6 separate regions of the Mus musculus genome follow, and all the other regions are linked to region 1. Evidence: chromatin loops called from intact Hi-C (ENCODE). Cell type or tissue: left cerebral cortex. All regions are shown on one strand. Region 1 holds the start of Klhdc9 (kelch domain containing 9). Region 2 holds the start of Usf1 (upstream transcription factor 1). Region 3 has its middle 11 kb from the start of Alyref2. Region 4 has its middle 24 kb from the start of Alyref2. Region 5 overlaps Cd244a (CD244 molecule A). Region 6 holds the start of Alyref2 (Aly/REF export factor 2).

Region 1 (5,000 bases):
AGCTGATGGCACCTGGAAACAACACTCTCTCACTCGTTCTGTGGCTGAAAACCATTGGCTTCTTTTCCTTTTAACTCTCTATGCTTCATTTTTATTTTATAATTCTCTGTGCTCTATTAAACTGCATAACTGTTTTTTATTTAACACTGGAGACTTAACTTTCTTTACTGCTCTGTGTTTTAATAAGTGCTGGAAACTTGACTCTTATTACCTCTTTATTACTGTCTGGGCTTCCATAAGCACTAAAATTTAATTGTTTTAGTTTCAGTTCTGCAGCTTTGTTTGACACGCAGCAGGTTAACTCTGATCCACAGTAGCCATCTATAGATTTTTGAATGTGGTAACAGGCACATAAGTTGCCAATGTGGAGAGCTTGTTTTCTGGACAAACATACTTAGATGCGATACGGAACACTCCTCATTCCCTTGGCCCAGGCAGCTTTATTGAGCCTGGTGTCAATGCGTACATCTGGTGTTCCTTTATGCCCATGAAAGTCCCATTTGCCTTTATGGCAAATTTCTGGATTTCTTTGAGTGCTCCAGGAGCACACTTCTTGAAGCCCATTCCATGGTATTCTCGGGAAACCACCTTGTTGGTGGCCAAACGGTCCTTCTTGCCATCCTTCTCTGCTGGAGCCATTCCACCAGCCCAAGTTGGAAAAGCTAAAATTTAATTTTTTAAAAAAAGATTTATTTATTTTATGTATGTGAGTACACTGTAGCTGTACAGATGGTTGTGAGCCTTCATGTGGTTCTTGGGAATTGAATTTTTAGGATCTTTGCTCGCCCAGGCCCAACGATTTATTTATTAATTTATTTTTTTATTTTATTTATTTATTTATTTATATATATATATATTTTTTGGTTTTTCGAGACAGGGTTTCTCTGTATAGTCTTGGCTGTCCTGGAACTCACTTTGTAGACCAGGCTGGCCTCGAACTCAGAAATCCACCTGTCTCTGCCTCCCAAGTGCTGGGATTAAAATCGTGCGCACCACTGCCCGGCCAAAATTTAATTCTTTATTGACTCTTTATTACTGTTCTGTGCTTAAATAAGCACTGAAAACACTCAAGTCTTTATTCTTAAATAAATGCTAAGGAAACTTAACTATTTATCTCTCTTATTATTTGTGCTCCCGAGTGCTGGGATTAAAGGTGTGTGCCACCACCGCACGGTTGTGTCCAGCTATTTTTGTGTGAGTTCTGGAAATGGAACTCAGGTCCCGGGACTTGCATTACTGAGATGCTGTCCAAGCCTTTGTGTGTGTTTGTTTTTAATTTATTTTATGTGCATTTACCGGTATGAGGGTGTCAGATTCCCTGGAACTAGAATTACAGACAGTTGGGAGCTGCTGTGCTGGGAGTTGAACCTGGGTCCTTTGGAAGAGCAGCCAGTGCTCTTAACCACTGAACCTTCTCTCCAGCCCCCAGGCTCAATTCTTTACTCCATGTGTGCACACCCTCCCCACGTAGTTCTCTCTCAAGATCTAATTGGGACCAGGAGGGAAAAGGCCCAGTGTGAGCCTGCGCCTCAGAATCACGTGATCATTCCCACTGAAACCTTGGACATTATCCGTGGTCTGGTTGGGAGCAAGTTCATGTTTAGAAACCAAAGGCCCAAGTGACAGCCATCCTTCCCACTCAAAGCCCAGCCTGGGGGACAAAGATCCTATTTCGGCTCCACCCCAGCTGGAGCGACAAGTAGAAATCTGCATTTCCTCCTACAGCAGAAACCAGTCAGCCTGCCTTGATCCCAGTCAGCCTGCCTTGATCCGAGCCTCTTCGTTCTGCATTGAGTCCTGCGAGGGCAGAGTTAGGCCTTCAGTAACCCAGCTTGACTAAAAGGAAGAGAGCAGGGAGGGGCAGGAGTCCGTGTCTCTCTCCTCCCCATCTCACCCCCACCCACCTTCTAAGGTTGGGCAGCTTCTGCCCAGGATCTTATCAGGGGAAACTCCCTGCCCTTAATCCTGAGTTCCACGGTGCCTCCATTTAATGTGTTATATTATTCTAATGAGTCAAGATGAAATAATTATTCATCCTAGGACTAAGTAGTGAAAAACTGTCCAAGATATGCCTAACCTATTTTTCCTCTCCCACTTCATCCACCCTAACTCATCTCTTTCTCCCTTGTCCCTTCTTAGCACCTTTCTCTCCTGTCGCTTCTCTCACTGAGACTGGACTCTACTGCCCTCCAGTGGCTAGAGCAGAGAGAACTCTCCCATCCATTCAGCACCTTCAAGAATTTTTATCACAAACAACCCATTTTATAAATAGGATCGCGGAATAAGTCTACTCAAGTCTCTGAATCCCAAGCAACGTAGTCCAAGTTCAACCTTTGATTTCTGACTTGTTTCCTTCCTACCTCATCCCTAGAGAAGATTCCAAGTTGGAAACCGTGCAGCAAAAAATAAAGAAAAAGACACGGCCTCCACGCATCCTACCACCAACACCTTCCTCAAACGTCATAATTACAGGCTAGTTAGCGGCTATTGGGTTCGTCTAACGAACTGCCGGTTTCTAGCCTTTCGGAGCCCAAATCCTTTAGGATATTTACTGGCTTCCCCACATCTCGTTCCCCTGACGACATCACTGTAAGATCGCGGTAGCTTAACCAGGTCTCTTGTTTCCAAGGTAACAGGCGCTTTGCGACCTTCAGTTTGCAGCGGTCGCACTGTAGTCCCTGCAGTGGTTGCTGGGCGACGGCGGTGGAGAGAAGGGGTGGTTTGGGTGAAGACCTGTGCTGTTATTGGAGGGGAAGCTAGTCTATGCTTGGAAGTGCTGGGCCCTTCGTGAAGGAGTGCGACCCGAAGTGACCGAGCTGCTCTCCCCTTCCCTTGGCCCATGGCTGGGGTGCAGACCCTCGGTCGAGCAAGAGGCTCAACCTGGACCTGGAGGCCAGTGGCGCGAGACGTGCTTCTGGCTCGTGCCTTCCATTCATGCACGGAACTGGAAGGACGGTTCTATCTGGTAGGGGGTCTCCTAGAAGGTGGTGCAAGAGTGCCCAGCAACGACACTGTGATCTTTGACCCAGCTGTAGGCCAAGCGGTGCGACTGGTAGCCCGAGGTAGTCCCCTTCGCAGCCACCACGACGCGGCACTGGTGGGAGGTCGTTGGCTCTGCGTGGTGGGTGGCTGGGACGGGTCACGTCGCTTATCCACGGTGGCCGCGCTGGACACGGAGAGAGAGGTGTGGGAAGCATGGGCTGCGAACCCTGGCAACTGCCCTCCTGCTGGCCTCAGCAGCCACACCTGCACTCGCCTCTCAGACGGGGAGCTGCGAGTGTCTGGCAGAGAGGGTGGTACCCACACTCAGCGACGCTACGGAAGCATCTACACGTTAAAGTTGGACCACAGGACCCGAACTTATTGGTACTGCAACTTTGCCCCCAAACGTTCGTTTGTTTTCTCTATATTCTAGAAAAAACAAAACCTAAATAAACTTATTGGTAGTCTATCCATAGCACCTTCTGTCTTGGAATCCAAGATTGCTTAACTCTATCTGCCCCAAGCCTGATTTTCTTTTTCACTAGAGCTCTCTGGCAAAGAACACTTGAATCTTTTCAGAAAACCAAACTCAGGCCCGATTTTCTGTGTACCAACAGCTACAAAGAAGAAGGCTGCCACACAACCTCACGATCAGGCCACTGTGCTGCCCTGCTGCCAACTGCTGGGCCGCACCCGGGTCATCAGCTTTTGCTCTTTGGGGGCTGCAACTCAGTTGGACCGGAGGTAGCAGGGCAATGGAGCCCTGGGAAAATCAAGGTATTAGCTACTCACATAAAGTAGAAAAGGACTAAAACTTCAATAAGCAAACCCTTCAGACAACCCCTTCTTGTTTTTCTCGCCCAAGGAGGAACAACCAGTTGCCCCTCATTTGAGGGAACAGCTTGCAAGGCTTGTGAGCAGTGGGCAGGGACTGCAGCAAGGACCCCAGAGCCTGCGCCATCATTCCTGTTCAGTGGTGGGACCCTTCGCTGTACTATTTGGCGGAGAAACTCTGACCAGAGCTAGAGATACGATCTGCAATGATCTCTACATCTACGATACCCGTGAGCGCCAAGCTATCATTTGAAAGGGAGGAGAAAAAGACACAGCTAAAAATTACAAAACAGGGGTGGTGGGATAGAAAGGAGGAGAAATCAGTTGATGAGTTAAAGGAATGCAGTCCGGTTGTGGTGATGTATGCTACTCAGGAGGCAAAAGTGTGTGGACTGCTGAAAAACAAACAAACAAAAAATAGAGCCAGGCATAGTGATTCACACTTTTAATTCCAGCACTTGGGAGGCAGAGGCAGAGGCAGGCAGATCTCTGGTAGTTTTTGAGGCCAGCCAACTTGATCTAGAGTGTGAAACTAGCCAGGGTGACAGAGTGAGACCCTGTTTCAAAAACAAAATACAATAGACAATATAAATACTGAACATCTGAAAAGGCTGACAAATCAAACGGGAACGATGACAGGCATGCGTACTGGGTAAGGCCGGAGCAGAATGCCACAGTAACCACCTTCTGCTCTCAACCCACAGGCAAGTCTCCGCCTCTGTGGTTCCACTTCCCCAGTACAGACCGTGGACTGAAGCGCGTGGGCCATCGGACTTGCCTTTGGAATGACCAGCTTTATTTGGTTGGGGGTTTTGGTGAGGACGGCAGGACAGCTAGCCCACAGGTTTGCATCCTGGAATTCTTCATCTAAAGAACAGCAGGGAGGCACTCTGTGTTGTGGCAAACCTACAAAGCGATCTCATCAGAGCTATTGCCCTACTTCAAATACTTATTAAATTTCAATCCGAGAGTTTTGTCTCTGAATCCTTTAGAAGATTTATACATTTTACTTATATAAGTGCCCTATTTGCATGTACACCTTTGTGCCAGAAGAGGGCATCAGACCCCATTATAGATGGTTGTGAGCCACCATGTGGTTGTTGGGGATAATAAAACAGATGCCCCCTGGAAGAGCAGACAGAGCTCTTCACTGTTGAGCCATCTGAGCCATCTCTCCAGCCCTC
Region 2 (5,000 bases), 51 kb before region 1:
AAATAAAATAAAACAAAACTGGGAGATTGGCTCAAACAGCACTCGCAATGGAAGTCTCACTCGGAATGAAGGTAACACCCGAGTCCTAAAACCTATAGAAGAGAGGAATGCAGCATTGAGAGCATGTGTAATCACAGGGCGCCTGATGGAGAGCTGGAGATGAGAGAATCTCTACAAGCGGGGCGCCAGCCACTGTCTCCAGCAACGTGGAAAGACAACAACTGACCCCCTACGGCTCTCCTCTGACCAAAAGAAAAGCTAGGAGGGCTCAGCAGGCAGGGCGTGGTGGCAATGCCTGATTCAAGCACTTGGGAGCCAGGCACGTGGATCTCTGAGTTCAAGGCCAGCCATGGCTACAGAGTTCCAGGATGACCAGGGCAACCTAGAGAATCCATATCTCAAAAAACAAAACAAAAAAAACAACCTCCTCCCCTCAAAGAGGCAAAAACTAACTTGTGAAAGCTGTTTATCACAGCGTCCAGCCCACCACACACATGCATGTGCACACACACACACCAAAACTTTTCTCTCTTCCTTCCTTCCCCCCCAACCCCGCTTCTCTCTTTCTGAGACAGGGTTTCTCTTGTAGCCCTGGCCGTCCTGGAACTCACTCTGTAGGCCAGGCTGGCCTCTGAACTCTCAGAGATCCTGCCTGCTTCTGCCTATCTAGTGCTAGGATTAAAGGCATGGGTCGCCACCACCCAGCTGCTCCTCCATTTTCATTCCAACTCCTGGGGGGAGGAGTAGACTGTGAAACAATGTCTGGGGTGCATGGCTGAGGCTATTGTGGATTGTTACTAAAGCTATTATACTCTATGTCAGCAGCTTCACAGGAAAAGCTAGAGCAAAGTTTAGACCACCACTATCAAAACCAGTAACTAATAACCCCCCCACCCACACACTCCCTCACACACTCCCTGATTCTTCTTCCAGCTTCTCCAACACAAACTGTACGAAAAGAAATCTGAAGCTGGGAGGTGGTGATGCCAGCCTTTGATCCCAGCACTAAGAAGGCAGAGGCAGGCAGATCTCTGAGTTCAATGCCAGCTTGGTCTACAGAGTGAGTTCCAGGACAGCCAAGGTTATGTATAGAGAGGTCCTGTTTCAAAATCAAATAAGAATAACAAAAAACAAATTCCAGTCCTCAAATCTAAGAAGAGGAAAACTGAAACCTTTTTTGCTATTGGGAAACCATCACTAAGCATAAAACCCAGGTTTGGCTCTTGGATACTACTCCGCTGTCGGGGCTCTTGTTTTGAGAGAGTCCAGATTTACAGCATCTGTTACAAACACCAGTGCCCAAGTGCATCATGTTCAAGGCTTCTTTATTTTATCCAGCAAGGCTTCCTGTAGAGCAACATAGTTGCTAAAATGTTGCCATGACAACTCCAAATCAACTAAGCCTCAGGAGGAGGGGGGGAAAGAAAACCTCCAGGCTCAGGGTTCTGCAGGAGAAAAGACAAAGGGGGAGGAATCCATCTACAATGTTCCTGCCTTAGGACTTTTGACAACCAGCCAGAGAACGGGAAAAAACAAAGAACTGTACAGACAGATGCCACCAGAAAGAAACAGCTGCATAGGACAAAGCAATAAAATAATCTCAACAAGAAAGGACAAGATTTTTTTTAAACACTCTACCCGCAAGATCTTCCAAACCTTTCTAATCAAAGAAAAACCTTAGTTTAGCGGATAATGCGCCTCGGAAAGACCGTGTGCAAAGAAGAACGTTAACAACAATAACAAAAGGGAACTGAAAGTGAAACTGTCCGTAGAAAGTAAGGCTGCAAAGGGAGGCAGCGTCCGGATGTACGGACCACCTAGGGGGTCTCCATCCTCAAACAGGAGGAAGAGCTCCTCCTGAAGCTCCTGGCACGGCCTGCAGGAGGAGGCTATGAAAGAGACTGCAAGGCGCACGAGACAACCGTATAGCCAACAGCTGTCAGCGCAACTTCTGAGGCTACCCAGAAACGGCGGTAGGCTCCTTACTCAAACCTTGGTTGTATATCCGGAAGCATCCTGAGCATTAATAATACGTGATACGGAAATCAGCCTAGGATTTTGTGGTTTTGCATGCTCAAAAGGAGAGCCCAGCAAACGTCCTCACCAAGCACAGACGCAAAGGCAGAAATTTAAAAAACAAAACACCCCCCACCACCACCCACACACAAAAACCAGATCAAGTTCCCAAAGACTTCAAGCGCCCGGACCTTGCCCGAGAACGACGCGTCTCCCTGCAGGCCCACCGACTAGTAGTAGGCGCTTGGGGACCTGAGTACCCGGCAGGCGCGAGCCCCGCAGCCCGCGCGGTGACCCCGCCGGTCCCAGCCCAGCTCGCCTGCGCCCCAGCTGCTCCGCGGAGGAGAGACGGGGAAAGGACGCCGGGGACCTTCCCGGGCCTGCGGCTCGAAGCTGGATACCCACCGCAGGCGGCTGGGACGTGTGCACACCGGGGCGGGGAGCGAGCTCGGCCCACAAAGCAGGAGAGAAAGAGCCGGGCACGGCCCCCTCCCCCAAAACAAAGGCTCCGTGCCCAGGCGTGGCCTGGCCTGGGAAACGCCAGCCAAAGCAAAGGTGCCCCGCCATGCCGATCCACCGGCGTCCGGACTCCGGCCGGCTCCGACGCACTCACCGGGCCAGGCCGCTTCAGTCGCCGATTTCCCCCGGCAGCCTTCTCCGTCTTTGGATCTAGGTCTCTCCATAGACAGCTGCTCATGCGCAGTCCCAGCCTGCGGCCATGTTGGTGAGGGGCGGAAGTGTGCCCTCGACCCGCCCAGCCGACGGACGGCCCCCCGAGCTGCCACACTTCCGCTCGCTTCAAATCTGATGCCCGCTAGAGCGGATGTGGGTACGTGAGTGGTCGCAGGCTCTGAAGGGAAACAGACGGTATCCTTGGGGACCTCGCTAGAGGCCTTTGTTTTCAGTAAGAACCAGGAAAAAAAAAACCCGACTAAATTGTACTTCCATCCTTGTGGTAGGCGGAGCCCTTTTACTTCCAGTAAAAGGAAGTAGAGGGTGGAACGGCAATCTTAGGCGCCATCTTTCATAAGGGCAATGTGGGACGCCATCTTGGATCAGGGCATCACTTTGAGGGGGTTCCAAGTGGACTTTGGGACATTTCTGAGTGTACGTGGATCTGGGTATATACCTTTGTATTAACGTCAGCAATACTCCAAAGACCTCATAGCTTTTCCTCAGGCTCTTAAATACGTGTGGGGACGAGTTTGATTACCATTTTCTTCATTCTGGGTGTACCCAGAGTGATTTTGGAATAGTGAAGTATAATAGCAATAGCTAGAATTCAGATTCTGAAGCCATTCAGACTCTGAACTGACACTTTTTTTTTTTTTTTTTTTTTTTTGCGATAGGGTATTTCTATGTAGTCCTACATAAACTATGCTGGACTCGAATACACATAGATCTCTCCACTCCCAAGTGCTAGGATTAAAGACAGCCACCACACCTAGAAACTAACACTTCTTAACTCTGAGGTTTTTGATGGGCATTTTTACTTAACTACAGCTCAATTTCTTTGTAAAACGGAAATACCAATACCAACTTCACATCAAGTGGATTAAATAAATTCAAGAGCAAAGTTTTTATGCACACAAATCTGGCCCAATTCCTGGCATTAGATGAACATTATGTAAATACAGGTTTCTCTTCCTCATTTCTTGACCACCATGAACCCAGTTCTACTTTCTAGCTACAGTTTCCCATGACAACTGAGGAAGAATATCTAAATAAGAAAAAACAAGATATATACATTTTGGCAACTTTGGAATGTGATACCATTCACCCAAAACTTTAATAAGACAAAGTACATACACTGTTTAAATGTTAAAAAAAAAATTCAGCTTTTATTATCAAATACCCACCATTGCTAAATGGTGGCCTGTAGCCCCAGCCTGTGCAGAGACAGTGCTAGAGCCAAATTGAGTGACATTCCCTCTACTTTTCTTTTCCTTTTTCTTTTCTTTCTTTATTTATTTTATGTATATGAATGAGTACACCATTGCTCTCTTCAGACTCACCCGTAGAAGGCATCAAATTCCGTTACAGATGGTTGTGAGCCATCATGTGATTGCTAGGAATTGAACTCAGGACCTCTGGAAGAACAGTAGGTGCTCTTAACCTCTGAGCTATCTCTTCAGCCCAACATTCCCTTTTCCTAAAATGGGAGGACCTCTTCTGCAAAATAATTGAAGGTAGAGGATGCCACCCATTTCCTTCAGCAAACACTGAGGACTTTAAAGAGCTTCTTGGATGTTTCTCCTACTCTGAAACTAAAGAGGGTCAGAAGACAGCCAAAAATCTAGGAACAAATCAGGGGTGAGCTATTCTATATCTGGTCCTATATCTCCCACATCTACAGTAGGCTTCTGTGAAGAGATATTCACAGCTCAGAATAGGGCAAAAGTTTGGCTGAAATTCCCCCACTGTATTTAAATTTAAGAAAAAAAAAAGCTTTTACCTACCCTATGTTTTTGTTAACTCCCTGGAAACAAGATTGTTCTATGTTTCTTAAGACTCTGCTAAGACATAAGTGGCTTTGTGTCTAACACAAACATAAGTAAATCCACCAAGTCTGTACCTCTCATGGTCAAAACAAGAAGCTGGAGGACCCAAGCCTATGGAATTAGACATCTCAGCTGCCGAGGCAGCAAAGACAGCTAGGCAAGTGCTCCAGAGATTGGTGATGATTTCTTGGTTCCTCTTGTCCTGTCCTAATCATACCCCTTCATCTTTCCCATGATTAGTCTGTGTTTCAAAAGCATATGTCTGGCGCTGAGGGGCCACAAGAGGGACAACAGGGTGAAGCTCTCTAGGGGGCAGACTAAGCCGACTCCTGGGCTCAGACCCCTCTGTGCCTTCAGGTGGGCGTTCCAAACAGCTAAGGGGCCGGGAAGAATGGGCAAGGATCATGCTACAAGGAGGGGTTCTGGAGCTGAGACTATAATCCCCACCTCCAGTACAGGTCTGGGTCCGCAGAACTCCCTGAG
Region 3 (5,000 bases), 130 kb before region 1:
GCTTTCATGTTAGAACATGTTTTTCAAGTCAACCAGAATCCATGGTCCTAGACCATGGTGGTTCATATTTGGCTCAAGAAAAATACTTGAGGTAAAAGCTGTAATTTGCACCGACGCTGTATCGAGCAAACTTGACGCACGGAGGACAAAAGCAGCTACCCAAATGGACGAACTCAAGAGAGGAAGCCGGAAGTCAGAGTCGGAAGTCAGAGCAGCGACTGAGGTGGGGGGCCGGTAAGAATGTAGGCACCTGCTGTAACAGGGATGGGCTCGTTAAACATTCTGCCCAGACAAAATCAAAACCCCAATGACTTAATACAACAGGGATTTAATGCTTACTAATGCAAAGTCACCGCAGGTCTGCCTGATTCTGCGGGGCAGCCATCTCAGCTCATTTCACTCTGAGTCCTTTGGGACTGCAGAAGGGATGGAGCTGTAGGCCTTGCAGATCGGCAAGATCGTACAGATTGCTCATCACTTCCATCTGGGATTGAAATATGTCCATTTCACCCAAAGTCTACTATTCAAAACTAGTCAAATGTTAGTGCCACCTCACTCTGTCTCCACTTCCCCTGCAATTAGGTTTCACCTAATATAGAGGGAGTTGAATCCAAAGATATTCCTAACCTCCCTTCTTCTAAGCACATGCCCACTCTCTTCATCAAGAACTGGGTTTAGGGCTGGTGAGATGGCTCAGTGGGTTAGAGCACCTGACTGCTCTTCCAAAGGTCAGGAGTTCAAATCCCAGCAACCACATGGTGGCTCACAACCATCCGTAATGAGATCTGATAAATAAATAAATAAGTAAATAAATAAATAAATAAATAAATAAATCTTAAAAAAAAAAAAAAGAACTGGGTTTAGCTGGTTGTAGTGTCCCTCACCTTTAATCCCAGCATCTGGAGGCAAAGGCAGGCACATCTCTAGTTCAAAGCCACACTAGTCTGTAGAGTGACTCAGGACAACCAGGGCTACTTAGTGAGCACTGTCTTAAAAACAAACAAACAAAGACAAATTGAGATTCCATTCCCAGTACCCAGATGGTGGCTCACAACCAACCACCTATAAATCCAGTTTTAGGTGATTTCCTGACCTCCAAGGGCTCCTGCACACATATGGTGCACAGCATACACCCAGTCACACACGCGCACGCACACACACACACACACACACACACACACACACACACACGTAAAACAAAAACATAAATATTTTTTTGAAACATGTAGTATAACTTGCTGGTTCTGTGTGTCAACTTGACACAAGCTGGAGTTATCACAGAGAAAGGACTACCCCTTGAGGAAATGCCTCTATGAGATCCAGCTGTAAGGCATTTTCTCAATTAGTGATCACAGGAGATGGGGGGAAGAGGACAGGGGACATTGTGGGTAGTGCCATCCACAGGCTGGTAGTCCTGGGTTTTATAAGAAAGCAGACTGAGCCCGGCGTAGTGGCACACACCTTTAATCCCAGCACTCGGGAGGCAGAGGCAGGCGGATTTCTGAGTTCGAGTTCGAGGCCAGCCTGGTCTACAGAGTGAGTTCCAGGACAGCCAGGGCTATACAGATACAGAGAAACCCTGTCTCAGAAAACAAAAAAGAAAGAAAGAAAGAAAGAAAGAAAGAAAGAAAGAAAGAAAGAAAGAAAGAAAGAAAGAAAGAAAGAAAGAAAGAAAGAAAGAAAGAAAGAAAGAAAGAAAGAAAGAAAGAAAGAAAGAAAGAAAGAAAGAGAGCAAGCAAGCAAGCAGGCTGAGGGCTGAAGAGATAGCTCAGTGGTTCAGAGCACTGACTGCTCTTCCAGAAGTCCTAAATTCAGTTCCTAGCAACCACATGGTGGCTCACAACCATCTGTAATGGGATCTGATGTCTTCTTCTGGTGTGTCTGAAGATAACTACAGTGTACTCATATACATAAAGTAAATAAATAAATAAAATTTTAAAAAAGAAAAGAACAAGAACAAGAAAGCAGGCTGAGCAAGCCAGAGGAAGCAAGCCAGTAAGCAGCACCTCTCATGGCCTCTGCATCAGTTCCTGCCTTCAAGTTCCTGCCCTGTGTGAGCTCCTGTCCTGACTTCCTTTGGTGATGAACAGCAATGTGGAAGTGTAAGCTGAATAAACCCTTTCCTCCCCAACTTGCTTCTTGGTCATAATGTTTTGTGCAGGAATACAAACCCTGACTAAGATATGTAGTAAGAGAGTCTAAAGAGATGGCTCAGGGGTTAAAGGCACTGGCTGGTCCTCAGAGGTCCTGAGTTCAATTCCCAACAACCACTTGGTGACTCACAACGATCTGTAATGGGATTTGATCCCCTCTTCTGGTGTGCATAAAGAGAGAGCGCTCATAAACATGAAATAAAGAAATAATTTTTTTAATGTAGTAAACAGAAACTGCTTCAGACTGAGTTCATTGTGGGACCCAAAACAAACCAGACCAAACCAAAAAGAAATATCTGCTTAATCAGACTGAAAGGTTAAGGACGCGTGTAGTCCCAACACAGCCGTTTTTCTCACAAACAAGGGAGCCCAGTCTCTTGAGTCATCACAGTGAGGAAGTCCCTTCTGCTTTATTTCTTACAGGAAAACAAAACAAAACAAAACAAAAACAAAAACAAAAAAAAACCCTAAAACCTCATGCCACCAAGCCAATCTCTGCAGCCCTATATTGTTCTATTTCCTTATTCCTCTCAGGAAACCCAGTTTTGCTCCAGTCCAACAGGAGCTGTCCTTCTGTCCCGTAGAACAAAGACTGCCACCACTCACAAGTTCCTAAAGAGAACCAATTAGAGGCCTTTCCATCCCTCCTCCTCCTGGATGGAAAGAGGAGCAAACATCTAGTTATAGATCTAATTGGCCCCGGGGTAGCCTAGAGCTTTGTTCCTGCTAAGTGAACTTGCTTCCACCACTGAGCCACACAGCCTGCCTCAGAAACTGCTCTAGAAAGAGAGTAGAAGTGTTGGGAGCCATTAAGGCAACGCTATTGTCCTGATCTCTGAATTGGGCCTCTCCCCCCGAGAAGAAAAGAGGGTCAAAAGCGGGCCACCGACACATGGATTCCGAGAACTACGGGATGTTCCAGCCCTGGGTCATCACCGCTCTCCTGACCACACCCTGACACCACCAAGTTCCTGCTTCCCCGTGTAACTGCCTAAGAATGTGCAATTCTCTTGCCCCCCCCTCCCACTGATAATTACTTCCCCTTTTGCTTGTATTGCCCTACCCCTCCCACTGATAAGTATCTGTACTTCCCCCTTTGCTTGTGCATTTAAACCTTGGACCTTTCTCAATACATTGGGGTCTTGATACAACTTCAGAACGGTTTCCGTGTCGTTATTCGTACAAGACCCTTGTCTCTCTCTACCCCCCATTTGGTTATTAGGAGGAGGTCCCCTCGAGATCCTCGAATAACTGGACCTGCTGGACGGGTCATAGAAGCTCCCCTTCCCCCCCCCCCCCCTGCATTTTCCTTCCCATCAAGAAATGAAAATGTCATGTACAGGAGTGACTCCTCTCTGCACCAGGAAGGGGAGGGTAGCTAAGCTTCAGACTCCTGTCAACAGAGACATCCTGACTTAAATGTGCAAAACAAACTTTACCCTCATTCACCGGCTTGTCCTGGATCTCTCACGGCCACCTCCTTTGTTTCTCCCAGAGACGGTATTTTTAAAAACCTGAAGTCAAAGCCTCCTGTTTGAAACGGACTCTGGCTGTTGGCCACGTATCCGTCAAGTATAAAATACGGCTCCCTTTCTGCCTCCCATGGTTTTATCTTCTAAGGTTTCAGTTAGCGCTGCTGTTAAACTGCAGCCTAAACAATATGGAATGAAAGCGTCTAGAAACTTAAAAGAATCATGCTCTCAAGTCTCATGCTGTTGTGAGCAGCATGACAAAACCTCACACCGCTCTGCCGCTCTGCCGCTCTGCCGCTCTGCCGCTCTGCCGCTCTGCCGCTCTGCCGCTCTGCCGCTCTGCCGCTCTGCCGCTCTGCCGCTCTGCCGCTCTGCCGCTCTGCCGCTCTGCCGCTCTGCCGCTCTGCCGCTCTGCCGCTCTGCCGCTCTGCCGCTCTGCCGCTCTGCCGCTCTGCCGCTCTGCCGCTCTGCCGCTCTGCCGCTCTGCCGCTCTGCCGCTCTGCCGCTCTGCCGCTCTGCCGCTCTGCCGCTCTGCCGCTCTGCCGCTCTGCCGCTCTGCCGCTCTGCCGCTCTGCTCTGGGACCCAAAGCATCAGGTAACTCCCTGAGTCGTTATTAAAACGGTCAGAGCAGCTGTGAATATGGAGAAATATCAATGTATAGACATGCATAGAGTCCAGCATTGCTGTTACCCAAGGCTCAGGAGTCTGCTCAGCTGGAAAGCCAATACTCAGGAGGCAAGAGCTAGCAGATAGGGAATCAGGTTTATTCAAGGACTGACACACGGAGCAGATAGAGGAGGCTAGCATCCCCCACAAGGGCCATCTCAGGAAACCCAGGTATGAGAAAGGAACTCTCTTACATGGAGAGGTGTGTGGGGCCTGGGCAGAAGACCCTATGCTAAGTAGTATCTTTAGTCATCAATGGTATAAGTTTTCCCTTCTACTTTATTCTTTCTTTTTTTGGGGGGGTGGTGGAGGGGGTGGAGGTAGTTAAGACAGGGTTTCTCTGTGTAGCCCTGGCTATCCTGTAAAACTCTCTCTCTCTCCCTCTCTCTCTCTCTTTCTCTCTCTCTCTCTCTCTCTCTCTCTCTCTCTCTCTCTCTCTCTCTCTCTCTCTCTCTCTCTCTCTCTCTCTCTCTCTCTCTCCCAGGCTGGGCTGGCCTCTCATAGATCTGCCTGCCTCAGTCTTCCAAGTGCTGGGATTAAAGGCATGTGTCACTGAAAGACCCCCGAGCTGGGTAGTCAATTACTCTGAGGAGACCCTCCCAAGGAACAGCGAGACCACGACTCGGATGCAAACGGCAAAAGGCTTTATTGGGAACACGGGTACCCGGGCGACTCAGTCTATCGGATGACTGGCGCGCCGAGTGTGGA
Region 4 (5,000 bases), 120 kb before region 1:
CCCCCGAGCTGGGTAGTCAATTACTCTGAGGAGACCCTCCCAAGGAACAGCGAGACCACGACTCGGATGCAAACGGCAAAAGGCTTTATTGGGAACACGGGTACCCGGGCGACTCAGTCTATCGGATGACTGGCGCGCCGAGTGTGGAGTTTTTACCCTTTTTATAGGGCTTGGGCTGGGGGGCAAAAAGCGCGGTTACAGAAGCGAGAAGCGAGCTGATTGGTTAGTTTAAATAAGGCTTGGGGTTTTTCTCGGTCTTTTGGGGAACTTGAAACTGAGGTGGGACTTTCCAGAAACTGTTGCTAGTTTCGCTTTATCTGAGTACCATCTGTTTTTGGCCCTGAGCCGGGGCCCAGGTGCTCGACCACAGATATCCTGTTTGGCCCCTGTCCTAGTTTTGTTCAGCCTTATTTTTTAACTAAACTTTCTTGTGGCTTTTGAGAACTCAGCTCTGGTACTTTTTCATGCCTTGCAAAATGGCGTTACTGCAGCTAGCTTGCTAAGCCTTATGGTGGGGTCTTTCATCACCACTGCCTGGCCTTCTCCATGAACATCATAGTTGACCTCAACTTCCTAGGGCTTTTTCCTGTCATATTATATAATATATATGTGTGTGTGTGTGTGATTTATTTATGTGTATGGGTGTTTTGCATTCATGCATATATGTGAACCATGGAGGCCAGAGGACATCAGATCCCTTGGAGCTACAGTAACAGGTTACAGATAGTTGTGAGCTGCTATAGAGATGCTGGAAATCGAACCCTGGTCCTTGGGAAGAGCAGCCAGTGCTCATGACCACTGAGCCATGTCTCTAGCCCCCTGGCCAGCTATTAGATCAACTTATTTTCCCCGAGCTTCTTCAGTGTGTCCAGGTGGGGGAATCTATTACTGGGACTCATTACACTGCTGCTGGATGCACCCAGAGAACCTGGAAGAAAGAGTGGACTTAGACCTAAGTTCTCAAGAAGCCTGTATTCTGGTGCTGGAGAGATGGCTCTTCAGTTAAGAGCACTGACTGCTCTTCCAAAGGTCCTGAGTTCAATCCCCAGCAACCACATGGTGGCTCACAACCATCTACAATGGGATCTGATGCCCTCTTCTGGTGTTTCTGAAGAGAGCAACGGTGAACATAAAATAAATAATTCATAAATACATAAAATAAATAATTAGTTATTCTGGGAGATGTGGCTCTCCACTCTTTCCAAAAACTCTTGAGACCTGTGCTGATTACTATACCCACATAACCTCGTATAGAATGGCAGCAGAGAGTTTTCTGGTCTTTGATTATCAAGTTTCAATAACCAGAGAGAAACTTTTTTAAAAAGAAGAGAAAACAAATATATAGTTTATCTCTATTGTCCAAACTAAAACAACTCATCTTTCTGCACCCTTCTACCGAGTGCTGGGGTCCCCAGCAGGCACCACCGTACCTAGCTGTTATTCTCCTTTTATTTAATAATCATATACCCCCCAAATCATAAATATTTTAATGTTTCTACGTGTTCTCCATAATTATTGTTCAATAACTGGATAAGTCTCCATCGGTCTCCACATTCTGGTTTAACAATCTGCGTATTGTGCAGAGCTTGGTTTCCTTCCAGCTCGTTACTTTACGGATCACGCTACAATGAATGCCTTTCACGTGGATCTACATACGTCCCTTGCTTTGTTTAATTGTCTCCTTGGGGCTTGTTCCCACGAGAGACATCACTGCATTTCAGGGTGTGAACAATTTTATGGCCACTGACACAAGCTGTTCTAATGGGTCCCAAATAGGTTGTGACTACTTACTAGCCCGCTCACAGGCAGAGTCCCCCCAGAACTTAACACCTTCAACACCAGCAGAGTCCCCTCCAAAACTTAACACCTTCAAGATAAAGGTACACTATTCCCCGGTTTTTTGTTTGAGTTGGGATGGGTGAAGTTTAGCGATGTAGTTCTGGGGACTTTTCATTGTTGTTTTGTTGAATATTAACACCGGAAAAAGTGGACTCTCAGTTTAAATGCCATTTAATTGTGATTCTTTGCCTTCTTTCTGCATTTACTACGGATAAGTAGGACTCAGGTTCACAGGGTGATTCCGAAAGCTAAACTACCACGGATCCCTAAACTGCTGCAGGCCAGCACAACCTAGCAAGATTTTTGTCTTGTTTTGTTTTGTTTTTTTCAAGTCAGAGTTTCTTTCTTTGTGTAGTCTTGGCTGTCCAGGCTGGTCTCAAAGTCTCAGAGACCCTCCTGCCCCTGCCTTCTGAGTGCTGGGATTAAAGGTGTATAATCTTTATGCATCACCCTGTATAATAATTTTAAAACTACCATATTGTTATAAAGAACAGTAGGAACACACAGACACACATATGCAGATCATTAAAATCCATTAAACACTTTTAAATTTTATATATCTGAATGTTTTGCCTACAAGTATGGACATGGACCTTGTACATGTAGTGCCTGCAGAGGCCAGAAGAGGGCATCAGATCCCCTGGAACTGCAGTAACAACAGATGGAGAATACTCCAAAGAACAGCAAGTGCTCTTAATCACTGAGCGAGCCATCTCTAACTAAGTGGTTTAAATTGCAGACATTTAGGAGCTGGCTAGGTGGCTGAGTGAGTGGGTAAAGCTCAGAAAATTTGACTACCTTAGGTCAAGCCCCAGAGCCTAAGTAAAGGTCGTGGATCCTCTAATACCTTGTAAGAATTCCCCCGAGTGTTTGAACACTTGTGAGTGCATGCACGCAGACACTTTTTTTGTTTGTTTGTTTGTTTTGTTTTGTTTTTTTGTTTTTCGAACCAGGGTTTCTCTGTATAGCCCTGACTGCCCTGGAACTCACGCTGTAGACCAGGCTGGCCTCGAACTCAGAAATCCACCTGCCTCTGCCTCCGGATTAAAGAGATTAAAGGCGTGCGCCACCACGCCCAGCTACTTTTTTTTTTTTTAAAGACAGTTCAAGGCTAACCTCTACAACAGACCAAGTTCAAGGCCTGAGCCAGAGAAAATCTTTCCTCAAAACAAAATAAACCCAACACTCCAGAGGCAGAGATCCCCGTGAGTTCAAAGCCAGGCAGAGCTACATAGTGAACCCTGTATGGGAAGAAGAAAAAAAAAAAGGAGAGAGCACAAGATATTAAGCGGGGAGGGGAGGAGAGGGATCCTCTCTACAGCAGCTTCCTTAAGCACATTCCATAACGTCAACATCAAGTTTAAAAAGGTATGCCTGTGTGCGCATGCGTGTCCACGATCACCGCCCACCTTTGTGGCGTCCGCTCTCTCCTGCCTGCTTCTGGGTTCTGAGGATCAGTCTCGGGTGCTCATGACCCATTGAGCCATCTCAAAGGCCCTAAGTAAGGCTTCGCACAATCCCTTCTCTCTGTTTTCTCTCCTCGTCCACAGATAATTAGCCAACAGCCCTGCCTAGCAGGCAGGGCTGCCTCCACCCTCCCGTGCCCCGCCCCACCCTGCAACGCACAGGGCGCTGCCTTGCCTGAATTGAGTAAACTTCCCTTCCGGTTCAGACCTCTCTCTCCTCTGTACCTCAGAACCGGTCTGTCCGGGTTCTACTCTCAGGTGGTAGAATGAAGATCTCAGAAATGCTGGTGGAACTGGCCGAGACTGGGTGCACCGTGTGACTGGAAGAATAACAGTAACGCCCTTACACACGTACACACACACACAGAAACGCACCTGTACACATGCACACACATATGCACACGGGCAAGCACACACACACTCACGCAGTACCCCAGCACACACCACTTCCAGGGTTTCCCAGCTCAGGCCCAAGACTCCCTCTTTGCTATTTCACCTGAGCTAACAGGTAGAACCAGGACACATGATAAACATACATTAGAATCTAAAAGTAAAACAAAACAAACAAGCAAACAAACAAACAAAAACACGAAACTCTCAAGCGCCCATATGCTATGTCCAAATCAATGGGGTGCTTGGCTGGACCCTAAACTTTTTGCTTTCATTAATTGCCCATTGGGCCACTGTAGAGACAAACTAGAGGAGGCCTCAGAAAGCACTGTGAGAAGTAAGGCCCTCAAATTTGCGTTCAGAAAAATCACATCTGGATGCTTCCTCTGGGACAGAATGCTGCTGCTGCTGCTGCTGCTGCTGCTGCTGCTGCTGCTGCTGCTGCTGCTGCTGCCCCTGCATCTCTCCCAGGTCCCAAAGACACATTCCCCCAAGGAGAGGAGTGGTCAAAAACTGTGGTAGAAAAGAATTTGTGTTTTAGCTCAAGGTCTACATCCTTTGCTCGAGGCTGCTAGGCAGGAAGAGAGGAATGAAGAATTGTTAATACCCATCTGCTTCCGGGGTAGGGACTGGGTCAGATCGTACATCTGTCAGCTTCCTCTCCTGCAAAAGGCCAAGAGCCAGACCGACACTACCCTTTCTGAGGCCGACAGCAAGCAAATGCCTCCCCCACCCTGTCTGTGACCATCAGCGAGACATATGAATACTGATGGGTGACATCTTTGGACACAAATAGCATGGTTAATGCCAGTAACTCCTTTTACAAGTGACTTGGTCGTTCTTCGGTCACACCCTTTGATGGAGAGCTCTTCTAGTACAAAGGAAGCTATAGGCACCCAGAAGAATCCTGTTTCACGAGCTAGCACCACAGCCCCAAACCAGAAAGTATCACACAGCTCCGATTCCACCACTTAGAAGGAGGAAGGCAGGAGGATCAGGAGTTGAAGACCCTCCTAAGCTATATAGCAATTTAAAATCTAGTCTAGCCGGGCGTGGTGGCGCACGCCTTTAATCCCAGCACTTTGGAGGCAGAGGCAGGTGGATTTCTGAGTTCAAGGCCAGCCTGGTCTACAGAGTGAGTTCCAGGACAGCCAGGACTACACAGAGAAACCCTGTCTCGAAAAACCAAAAAACAAAAAACAAAAAACAAAAAACCTAGTCTAAGCTAAATAAGATAATGTTTAGGGAGCAGGAAAGAGAGAGAAGAAGAGAAAGAGGGAGGGAGGAGAGAAAGGGGGGGGGGCT
Region 5 (5,000 bases), 210 kb before region 1:
TTGTGTATGTTCCAGGGATCAAACTTGGGTTGTTAGAATTGTGCAGCAAGTGTTTTGACCTACTGAGCCAGCCTGCTGGCCCTCTGCAGACAGGATCTCTCACTGAACCTGAACCTCATTGGTTGATCTAGGCTGGCTTTTTAATGGGTTCTGGGGACTTGAACTCAGGTGTTCTTGCTTTCAGATCAAGTGCTATTACTATCCACTAAGCCATTTACCCAGACACTTCCTTTTGGATTTTGAGATGGGGTCTCACTAAATAGCCCAGGCTGGCTGTGAACTCACTATCCTACTGAGTATCTGGAATGACAGACTTGTTCCTCCATGCTCAGTTCCTAGAGGATAATTTTATAACCACCTCGTTAATGGTGTGACTCACTCCATTGTAATTTGGCTGTCAAGCCCACCCCCCCCCCATGTTCATATTCTGTAGGATTGGTCCTCAGCTGATAACATCATTGAGAGGTAGTTAGCTCATGGACCTCATCAATCAACTACACAAAGATGGGGCTTGGTCAGTGGGTCACTATGGACACATCTCCCAAGGCAACGTCTTTCCCATTCCTGACTGTGTCTCTCAGCTGCCCAGCTGCTAGAAGGTGAGCACCTTTGTTTTGTTAGATCTTCCCACCATGACACCCCACAGTCCACAGCACAGGAGTAAGCCAACCATTGACTAAGACCTCTGAAATAAGGCTGGAGACATTACCTAGCATGCACGAGGCCCTAGATTCATCCTCAACACTGCTTAATGCCAGGAATCAGTGGCATACAACAGTACTCTCAGCACTCAGAAGGGAGAGGCAGAAGAATCAGAAATTTAAGGCCATCCTCAGCTACATGGCAAATCAGACGCCAGCCTGGGCTACATGAGATCTCACCTCAAAACAAAAGGGCAAATAAAAACTCTTAAATAAGCTGAATATAAATTTATCCCATTTTAAATTTGTTCCTCCAGGTATTTGTCACAGTGGCAAAAAAGTCTGACTCGCAGGACACTGAGGGAAGCATGCATGGCCAGCAGTGATGGCCAGAAATCCTGAACCGTCAGACCCAGTAAAAACAATGCTGAAACGCATAGCTTGTCTTGGGCTCTAAAATAGAGCTGGACTCACAGTCCTCTCAAAACACTTAGTGCATTGCACTGTGGGCAGTGCTCACTAAGGCTTATTGTTTACTGTTGTTTTAGGAACCAGAAGGTCTCTGCAAGACTACTCTCTAAAATGTTAAAGCTGGGCCTTCCAGGTATGTCCGCACTTCCCTGCCTAGGGATCAAGATGTGAGTTAATTAACATGGTGGTGGTAGACTATAACATAGTGATGGTAGACTGTAACATAGTAGCAGACTTTAGATAGCTACCTCAGGCAACCCAGAGCAGTAATTGACGCCCTTAGGTAAGGAAGCCATGTGGTGCCACCCAGAGGCTGTAGACAATAAGAAAGATAATCTTGCCTTAAAGAGACTGCAGTGTGCAGGAGCAGGGGGTCAGAGAGTGAGGTAAGAGAGAGAGAGAGATGGTTACACACAGGGTTCTTAACAATGTAGCACAATAAGAAGAAAGGCAGTGTGAGGAGAACAAGATGGTGGCTAAGTAAGATCCTCCAGGATCTTCCCACACCTAATTACCTTGATAAAACGTAAGAAGATCTAGCGGGGACCACAGTGCCCAACCATAACAAAATACAAATATGGGAAGAAACTGTCCATGCCTCATGCACCCCAACTCCAACCAGTCCAGTGTAAGGCGTGATGTCACCACTTTGGGAGTGTGAATGAGTTAAATTCGAGCTTTAGGCTTGAAACCATGTACCAGGCCTGATGTGGTGAAACCCACATGCAACTCCTACCACCAACCCAATACCCACAGACTGAGTTACCAGACAACATTAGCACAAGAGGCTGAATGGTCCACCTCTCTCTTGTAACTTAGGGTCACAGGGCAGGAACTAAGACTCCAATAACTGGAGGAGGCAGTAGGCTTGTCATAGAGCTCAGTGACAGGACTGTCATAGTAATGCCAGACCCGAGGAGAAACTGCACCTTCAGGACAAAGCACACACAAACAGACTCTGCATCAGATGAATGAGCCAGATGTGTGTCTTAGCCCACATCACCTCCAGATGTGGCATGGTCCTCACGAATCCCTGAAGCTGTGAAACTCAAGCATGACCCAGGTTAGCTCTCATATGACCCAGGTTAGCTCTCACAGACTGACACAAGGTTTCAAAGGCTTTGCCAGTTTCTCCTGGGTCTTACACATGGCCAGCTCACATCAAGCAATACACATTCACTAAGAACTTGACTCAGTCGGGACTTCACTGGCTCCCCACACTCTGACCCTACATAAAATGTGGATCCCAGTACGAAGGAGGTTGTGACTGGAGGATCAGAAATTCAAGGTCACCCTTGGTTACATAACAAGTTTGAGGCCAGCCTCAGACACATGAGATCTTGTCAGAGAGAGAGAGAGAGAGAGAGACAGATGAAAGGAAGGGAGGAAGGAAGAATATGAGGAAGAGACAGAGAGAGGGGGAGGAAGGGAGGGAGGGAGGGAGGGGGCGAGAGGGGAGAGAGACAGAGTGAGAGAGACAGAGGGGGGGGGAATAAAGGAAACACACCTTATAGCTAAGGACATGCATTACCTGGAAAATGAAAGATTAGAACAAAATTTTTCATGAAAATGGAATCAAGAAGAGAGTAATCACCTTTCTATCAAAAAACAAGCTTTAAGTATTTACCAAAAAAAAAAAAAATCTAGGTATAAATAGATCTAAAGAAGTGAAAGACTTCCATAAGGAAATCTACAAAATGTAATGGAAGACGTTGGAAAGAACAAAGGAATAGATAGACATACCACATGCTTGGATTTGAAGAACGATTAAAAGCCATATCAAAATATCAATGATATTCTCCACAGAAATAGAAAGAAAACTATGCGAATGCATACATAATCTACATGCGGGTCTGGGCATATGAATGTAGTTATGCCGAGAAACCAGAAGGGGGCGGCAAATTCCCTCTTTATGCTGGGCGTTACTCTAGAAAAGGGTTTCCTGACTTCAGCCCTAAATATTAAGGGCCCAAGAATACCTGGGTATTGGGATAGAGTTTGTGCTATGCATCACTTAGCAGCATCCCTGGCGTCTGCCCACTAGATGCAAGTGGTACCCTAGCCTCAGTCATGACAAACAAAAATGTCTTCAGACCTTGACAAATGTCCCCTGAGGAAAAACTGTCCTCATTGAGAAGCACAATTCTGGGCACTGCGGTGTACCATGAGGAAGAGCGTCAAGACCCCATCCCCACCCCACCCCACTCCCGTAAAGCTCACATTCCGGTTGGAGTGCATGCCGTAAACAAGCAGAAAAATAAAACAAGACTTCTCAGAGAAGCCTGAGTGCCATGATTTTATATTTAAAAATTTTTTTTCTTTAAAGCATTTTAATTTGAAAGGTGACAGCAGAGCATCTGAGGATTTCTTTAGATTGAGAAAACCTCCGTGCTATCATGCGCCTGAGTGAGAAAGCTCTGTAGCCAAGGCAGAGGCTATCAGAAGAGAATTTCAAGGACATGAATCAACTAGTTCAAACCCTCTCCAGTAAAGAACCCAAGCAGAGGGCACGAAACTATTGCAGACTTTTTTTTTTCAACCTTGGGAATTAAACCCCAGTCCTCATGTCGGGGGTGGGGGTGGGGGCAAGCTCTCCTCCCCTATGTAGAACATCAGAGATAAAAGAGCCAGGACTAGGGAGAGACATCTGGTCGTGGGATTGGCAGCATTGGTAAAGAAATAGACACGGGTCTTAAAGCTTCAACTCCTAGAAATGTGGCAATACCCTGTAAACTATGGAAGGAAGAGGGCAAGGAAGCAGATAACACTGTAGAGACAATCTAAGTGAGTGGGTTGGAGGAGAGCTTTTGATTGGCTGATCCACAGGAAGTTAGATGTGTTCCTCTCAGATAACAGGTGGTGACGGGGAAGATCTGAGGCACCAGGGCTGATAATCGATCAGCAGTACCAGCTACAGGAAGAGTCAAGAGTAAGGTCCAGTCAAATAGAAGTTGTGTCAATGACATGTAATTCATCAGCCTTGTGCTGAGCTGAAAGCTCTGGGGGCCAAACTCCATCCCACACAAGGCTGAGATGATAGATGGATCCTGGGTATTTCACAGGAAAAGATGGCATGAGCAGCCAGCAGTGCCAAATCTAAAGACTCTGACAAAAGACCCAGACAGCTTGTCACAGAATCAAACTCTACGGAGCACGGCAGGATTTCAGATAAGGAAAGGAATTCTGATGAAGGAAAGGGGTGCGATTAACACAGAAGGATACAAGAGGAGTGACTGGAAGGCAGGACCACCCAGCACTGTTGGCTGGTGCACGGATGCATCTTACTTGCTCAAAGGCAAGGTTGGAAGTTCAGCCACTGTGCCATTCAATGAGGATGCCTGGGTTGCTCAGTGCTGGCTGGTATGATTGTCTCCCTATACCTGTAGGTAGTGTTTTTATCATTTTTATTTTTAAGAATGGAGTTATCAGGAGCATTGGGTCATGGTTTCCTTAGGGTTACTATTGCTGTGACATAACACCATGCCCAAAAGCAGAGGGAAAGGTGTATTTCACTCCACAGTTCCTTAATAATAGTCCATTATCAAAAGCACTGAGGGCAGGAGCTCAAGCAGTACTGGAACCTAAACACAGGAGCTGGCGCAGAGACCATAAAGGGGTGTTGCTTACTGGCTTGCTCCAAAGGGCCTGTCCAGCCTGCTTTCTTATAGAACCAAGGACCACCAGCCCAGGGATGGTGCCAACTCACAATGAGCTGGAAACTCTGGGATCCATCACTAGTTAAGACAGTGCCTGACAAGCTTGCCTACAGCTGGATCTCATGGAGGCAGTTTCCCAATCGGGACTCCCTCTTCTCTCATGACTCTAGGTTGTGTCAAGTTGACCTAAAAGTAGCTATTATAACTGACCCCTTGTCAACCTTATACGTAA
Region 6 (5,000 bases), 140 kb before region 1:
TTGGTGGGTGGTGGGCTACAAGGGAGGTTAAAGCGTTTAAGAACTATCATTAAAAATAAGATTTGGGCTGGGCTGTGGTGGCGCACGTCTTTAATCCCAGCACTTGGGAGGCAGAGGCAGGCAGATTTCTAAGTTCGAGGCCAGCCTGGTCTACAAAGTGAGTTCCAGGACAGCCAGGGCTACACAGAGAAACCCTGTCTCGGAAAAAAATAAAATAAAATAATAATAATAAGATTTGGAAAATTAAAGATACAACGGGAGGAGTGGGAAGTGAGCTTGATCATGGTACACAGTGTGAAAGTCCCAAATAATTCACAAAAATATTATGTTAAAAAAAAAGAAAGTTGGTGTTTGTTTTTTGTTTTGTTGTTGTTTGGGGGGGCAGGGTTTTGGGGAGAGGGGCTTGAAACAAGGTTTCTCTGTGGAGCCTGTATATCCTAGAAGCTAGTATTAAAGGCATGAGCCGCCGCCACCACCACCACCCCTGCCTTTGATTTTATTTTAGATTAGTCATATCTCACTAAAACTCCTGTCTCAGCCTTACCAACGCTGAGAGGTCAGGTAGGTACCACCCCTACCAGACAGAAAAGACTTTCCATGTAATTAAACCCACCGCCTTCCTTGCTCATGGTGAGTAGGCATTCTGCCACTGAGCTGCATCAAAGGCAAGGTTTTTTCAATTCTTGTTTTATTCTTACATGATGGAGCTGAGAATGAAACCCACTTCTTCATGCATGCTAGTCAGTCATGTGTTCTGTCCATAAAAGTCATATTGTAATTTGTAATTTTTCTTTTTCTTTTTTAATTTTTCCAGTTCTACACACATTTCTATTTTATTATGACAAAGGTGAAAATGCCACCTTCTCCACAACAGCACCCAGGAAAACTTATCCCAAAAAATAACTCAGTACAAAACAGGTCTGTTTCAGAATTTAAAAAAAAAAAAAAAAAAAAACTTTACATGAGTTTTTAGATCCTATTTTAAAACAGGAAGTAAAAAGAAACAAAAAACCAAATTCACCATTGTCTGCACAGTCCAGTTGCCTACCCTCCCTCTAAGGCATCACAGACGAGGCGTCTGGGTCCCGGTTCTTGTGCGGATTTGTTCGGTTGTTTAGCTGGTGTCCCTCCTTGCATTGTAAGCATCCAGCTGTGCGTCCAACTCCTCTGCAGAAAGCTGCTGCTGCTTTGAGTTCCTGCCAGTGCCTCTACCCCTTCCCTGGCTGCCGCGGCCACCAAAGCCTCCAGAGCCACGGCTCCTTGTCATGCCGCCTCTGTTTCCGCTTTGTGCAGGTCTTCGCTGTGGATCGATCTGTGACGTGACAAGCTGGATGTCCATAGGGCGGCCATCCAAAGGGACGCCCTTGTACTGCTTCATAGCCTTCAGGGCATCTGCCCTCCGTTCAAAGTGTACATCCGCCGTCCCTAAACTTCGTCCAGAGCGATCGTAGTCCACAGCGGCTTTTTTCAACGTTCCAAATTCAGCAAAGAGTTCCTGAATGTCAGCATCTGACACCCCGAAGTCCAGGTTTGACACGAGCAGCTTGGCACCGGTCTCCACGCCTTCCCCACCCCCGCAGCCGCTGTCGAATAGGTCGTGCTGCCACTTGTCCGGAAGTGGTTTCGGTCTACTGTACGGTGCCGGCCGGTTCCTGCCGCCGCGGGCGATGGCGGGCCGGTTCCTCCTAGGCCCGCCGCCTCGATTCACCCGGCGCTGGTTACGGTTCAGCTTAATGATGTCGTCCAAAGACATGTCCATCTTGTCGGCCATGGCGGGCGCGGATCCGGGCCTGACTGGCCCGGCCCTCGCGGTGCAGACCAGAAAGTACTCAAATTCAATGATTCCCCCGCCTTGACTCCGCCTCTCCGACCGGTGCTGGAATCACAAGCGCACCAAAATCACACTTGGAAATTGGAAGTCTGTGCGCTTGTGAATCTGGCTTTCGCTCTGACCCCTGGTGGCCGCCCAGCGCCTAGAGACATCTGGGACAAATTCGAGGCACTTCCGGAAACCGAGCGGGCCACGCGGCTTCTCCGCGATATTTGCATACCCACAATGCAGTGCACACAGATGGTTGTATAATTTAAAAGGGTAGCGTGTTGTTTTCGTTGTTCTGTTTTATTCCTTTTATTCCTTAATGTGATAGAACCTTCAAAGATTTATCTGATATAATAAAGTAGTCAGTGTCTTTAGGAGTAAATAGTCACCATTAGTTGTCTAGGAAATACAGTCGGCCGAGAACTGTACACTAGGACAGCTGGGTATACTCTGGTTTCTCTTCAGATCGTATAAATCTTTCGCCTTTTACTAAAGATTTCCGTGGAGAGGAACAATTCTGAGTCTTACACTAATTTTTTGAGGCCTTGCTTTAGCAAGGCTATTAATAATGTTTAAAGTTAGAATTAACAGTCTTTATTGTGTGCTCTATGTATTTTTTTGTCTTCAGTGTTAACCAAAGTTAGAATTAACAGTCTTTATTGTGTGCTCTATGTATTTTCTTGTCTTCAGTGTTAACCACTGTAAGGTAAAAATGGCTTGAGCTTAGGCTAAAGAGACAGCTCATTGGTTAAAAGGGCTCAGTCGCATGGCGTTGTGTCTCATAACCGATAAAGTAAATAAGCCTTTAAAAGCAAATACTAAGTTTTTGTGGGAAGTCTGTAGACATGTTATTTATTAAGCTGTTTTTTATCTAGCTGCGTTATGTTGTGGTCTCAGTGAACATATGTATAAACCATTATTTTTAATATTTTATTTAAGTGCAAGGTGGTTATGGACTTAAGGCACGTACAATTTTCTAGCAAGATGGCTAACCCAGCTCTGTAGCTGAGGAAGAACTAGCGCCCCCTTCTGACTTCCATCAGTGCCAAGCAACGCTCAGATACGCAGGCAAAATATTCATACAAATAAAGGCAGATACATTCTAAAAAATAAATGCAGCCACTCGAGCAGAAGGGACAGGTTACCCTCAGAGCTGTGGGAGGGGCTAGACTATGATGCAATTCCCCATCTCCCCCCAGTCCCTCCCCCCCCAAAAAAATGAAAACTACTCTCCCACCCAAGACCTTTCCCTTAAGGACAGAGACTGTCCCTTTGAAATACCTCAGTCTCCTTATAGCTAAAATACCTCAGTAATAAGAACAGGTAACAAGGGGGCTGGAGAGATGGCTCAGTGGTTAAGAGCACCGACTGCTCTTCCGAAGGTCCGAAGTTCAAATCAGCAACCACATGGTGGCTCACAACCATCCGTAATGAGATCTGACTCCCTCTTCTGGTGTGTCTGAAGACAGCTACAGTGTACTTAGATATAATAATAAATAAATCTTAAAAAAAAAAAAAAAGAACAGGTAACAAAGTGGCAGGAACTTCAAACACAGAATGCCCTCGGTCTGCTTGGCAAAGCATCTTTGGCTCTGCCCACCAAAGTACACTGGAAAGGAAGTTGAACTTTCTCTCTTCCTGGAACAGACTTGAAATCATGGAAAGGCTCTTGGATGTCTCCTGGATGGGCTACTGCACTGACCAGTTCATTGCCTGCTTCACGCCTCACTTCTGTTTCTACAAAATTCCCTGGGATAAACGCTCCACAGTGCCCCACCTGGGGCCTACTTCTGCTGGATAGGAGCTCCCACAACTCCCACCTGTAACCCTATAACAAATCTCCCTTCTAACCTCTCGGAAATTCCTTCTCTGCTTTGCAAAACAAAGGACCTGAAAGCCAACGGTTTGGGTGCCTCTAGTGGCCATTGGATAGCCTGACACCTTAACACTCCAAGCTATCCATGACTGAAGCAAGAAAGTTTCCAAAGATACTTTCCCACTTTTCTTTATCATCCTCAGTGTCATCAATAGGTGAGGGCGGGAGTATAGGGAGTTCACGGTCCAGCCTGGGATACCTGCCTAAAGAAAACAATAAAATAAAGAAACAGGATGGACATACCATGGATAGCCGAACATGTCCAGCAGAGAACAAAAGAGTGTTCATAATTGCATCAGTTGCTTTCCTGTTGCTGTGATAACAAAACCAAAGAAAAGTTCATTTTGGCTAGGAACCCAGAGAGAGAATCCATAACAGTAGGGGGAGGCATAGCAACAGGGGGATGGAGCAGAAAGCAGATCACATCTTCACCTTTAAACACAATGCAGAGAGAATAAACCGGAAGCAAGGAAAGGCTATAAACTCTCAGAGCCCACCACCCCCCAATCGACATCCTTCTGCCAACACAGTCAGACCTAAAGGTTCCGTATCAGTCCCCTACCCAGCACCACTAACTAGAGATCAAGTGTTCACTCACCCAAGCTCACCAGGGACATTTCTCCTTCAACCCACCACAATAATGGAATTTGATTCTTCTGTGGATAATTGTAGGCTTGGGTTGACCTCTAAGGGTTGTTTTAAGGTTTACAAATTCATGATAACACATGGAGAACATGTTAGATACATATTTAGTTTTTTAAGTGTTGGCCTCACTGTCTGCTCCTGATCCATGGATAAAATATAATTGAAGGAAAACCAAAGCAAGACTTCTTGCTTGGGAGAAGAGTGGTCAGATGTAAGGAACACTGTAGGTCAGAGAACACCACCGCTAACCCAAGGTCCATTCTATACATTTTAGGTAGGATTTCTGTTGCTATGATAAAACGCCATTAGTCAGGATTCTCTAGAGACGCAGGAATCACAGGATGTCTCTATATATTAAGGGAATTTGTTGTGATAACAACGGGCAGCTGTGAATGGGAAGTCCAAGCATCTAGTAGTTGCCACGAGGCTAGTTATTTAAGCTGGTCTTCTGTAGAAGTAGGTTTCAACAGACGTACTGGCAAGAGCAAGCAGTTGAAGAAGAGTGAATCTTCCCTCTTCCAATGTCCTTATGTAGGCCTCCAGTAGAAGGTGTGGCCCAAATTAAAGGTGTGTATACTACCGCGCCTGGATCTAGACCTTGCTTTGTCCCAGACTGACCTTGAACTCAGAGATCTGCTTGCCTCCTGAGATCAAAGGTGT

What was found. A loop is a pair of places that touch in the nucleus more often than their neighbours do. Peaks named below come from ENCODE experiments on the same cell type or tissue, not always from the same donor. Only the 100,000 strongest peaks of a DNase experiment are listed, where the experiment ranks them.
Region 2: a loop joins it to region 1, with 7 times the contacts of the local background. A loop is called at or near these places in 11 of 42 quality-filtered maps.
Region 3: a loop joins it to region 1, with 4 times the contacts of the local background. A loop is called at or near these places in 5 of 42 quality-filtered maps.
Region 4: it touches region 1 in a loop (8-fold over the local background); 32 of 42 quality-filtered maps call a loop at or near these places.
Region 5: a loop joins it to region 1, with 2.4 times the contacts of the local background. A loop is called at or near these places in 15 of 42 quality-filtered maps.
Region 6: a loop joins it to region 1, with 3 times the contacts of the local background. A loop is called at or near these places in 4 of 42 quality-filtered maps.

What each region holds. Positions count from the first base shown.
Region 1 is chr1:171,358,501-171,363,500 of GRCm38, reverse strand. It overlaps Pfdn2 (prefoldin 2), which reads right to left. Exons shown (of 4, transcript NM_011070.4): 4 at 4,247-5,000. Klhdc9 (kelch domain containing 9) reads left to right here and starts at 2,703. Exons shown (of 4, transcript NM_001033039.2): 1 at 2,703-3,366; 2 at 3,600-3,759; 3 at 3,848-4,046; 4 at 4,521-5,000. The coding sequence starts at 2,840. The coding sequence ends at 4,687. In left cerebral cortex, CTCF peaks have their summits at 2,193 (motif pointing left) and 4,878 (motif pointing right); DNase peaks (open chromatin) are centred at 2,618, 3,117, 4,604, 4,884 and 3 more places; H3K4me3 peaks cover 2,116 bases; H3K27ac peaks cover 3,139 bases.
Region 2 is chr1:171,409,070-171,414,069 of GRCm38, reverse strand. Arhgap30 (Rho GTPase activating protein 30) reads right to left here. Exons shown (of 12, transcript NM_001005508.2): 12 at 3,830-5,000. The coding sequence ends at 4,729. It overlaps Usf1 (upstream transcription factor 1), which reads right to left and starts at 2,757. Exons shown (of 10, transcript NM_001305676.1): 1 at 2,630-2,757. In left cerebral cortex, a CTCF peak has its summit at 1,900; DNase peaks (open chromatin) are centred at 1,946, 2,294, 2,765, 3,009 and 1 more place; H3K4me3 peaks cover 2,359 bases; H3K27ac peaks cover 2,065 bases.
Region 3 is chr1:171,489,661-171,494,660 of GRCm38, reverse strand. No RefSeq gene overlaps it. Among named protein-coding and RNA genes, the nearest start is that of Alyref2, 11 kb to the left of the region's middle. In left cerebral cortex, no CTCF peak of the experiment used is centred here; no DNase peak of the experiment used is centred here.
Region 4 is chr1:171,476,670-171,481,669 of GRCm38, reverse strand. No RefSeq gene overlaps it. Among named protein-coding and RNA genes, the nearest start is that of Alyref2, 24 kb to the left of the region's middle. In left cerebral cortex, CTCF peaks have their summits at 1,127 (motif pointing left) and 2,452 (motif pointing right); DNase peaks (open chromatin) are centred at 2,475 and 3,275; H3K4me3 peaks cover 288 bases.
Region 5 is chr1:171,565,047-171,570,046 of GRCm38, reverse strand. All of the region lies in intron 1 of Cd244a (CD244 molecule A), which reads right to left. Among named protein-coding and RNA genes, the nearest start is that of Gm35200, 5.5 kb to the right of the region's middle. In left cerebral cortex, CTCF peaks have their summits at 1,419 (motif pointing left) and 2,998 (motif pointing right); DNase peaks (open chromatin) are centred at 1,403 and 3,006.
Region 6 is chr1:171,500,428-171,505,427 of GRCm38, reverse strand. Alyref2 (Aly/REF export factor 2) reads right to left here and starts at 1,950. Exons shown (of 1, transcript NM_019484.4): 1 at 678-1,950. The coding sequence starts at 1,771. The coding sequence ends at 1,115. LOC115487699 (a small nuclear RNA gene) reads left to right here and starts at 2,265; the gene lies at 2,265-2,380. In left cerebral cortex, CTCF peaks have their summits at 1,956 (motif pointing left), 2,829 (motif pointing left) and 3,742; DNase peaks (open chromatin) are centred at 1,539, 1,981, 2,841, 3,706 and 1 more place; H3K4me3 peaks cover 1,577 bases; H3K27ac peaks cover 1,598 bases.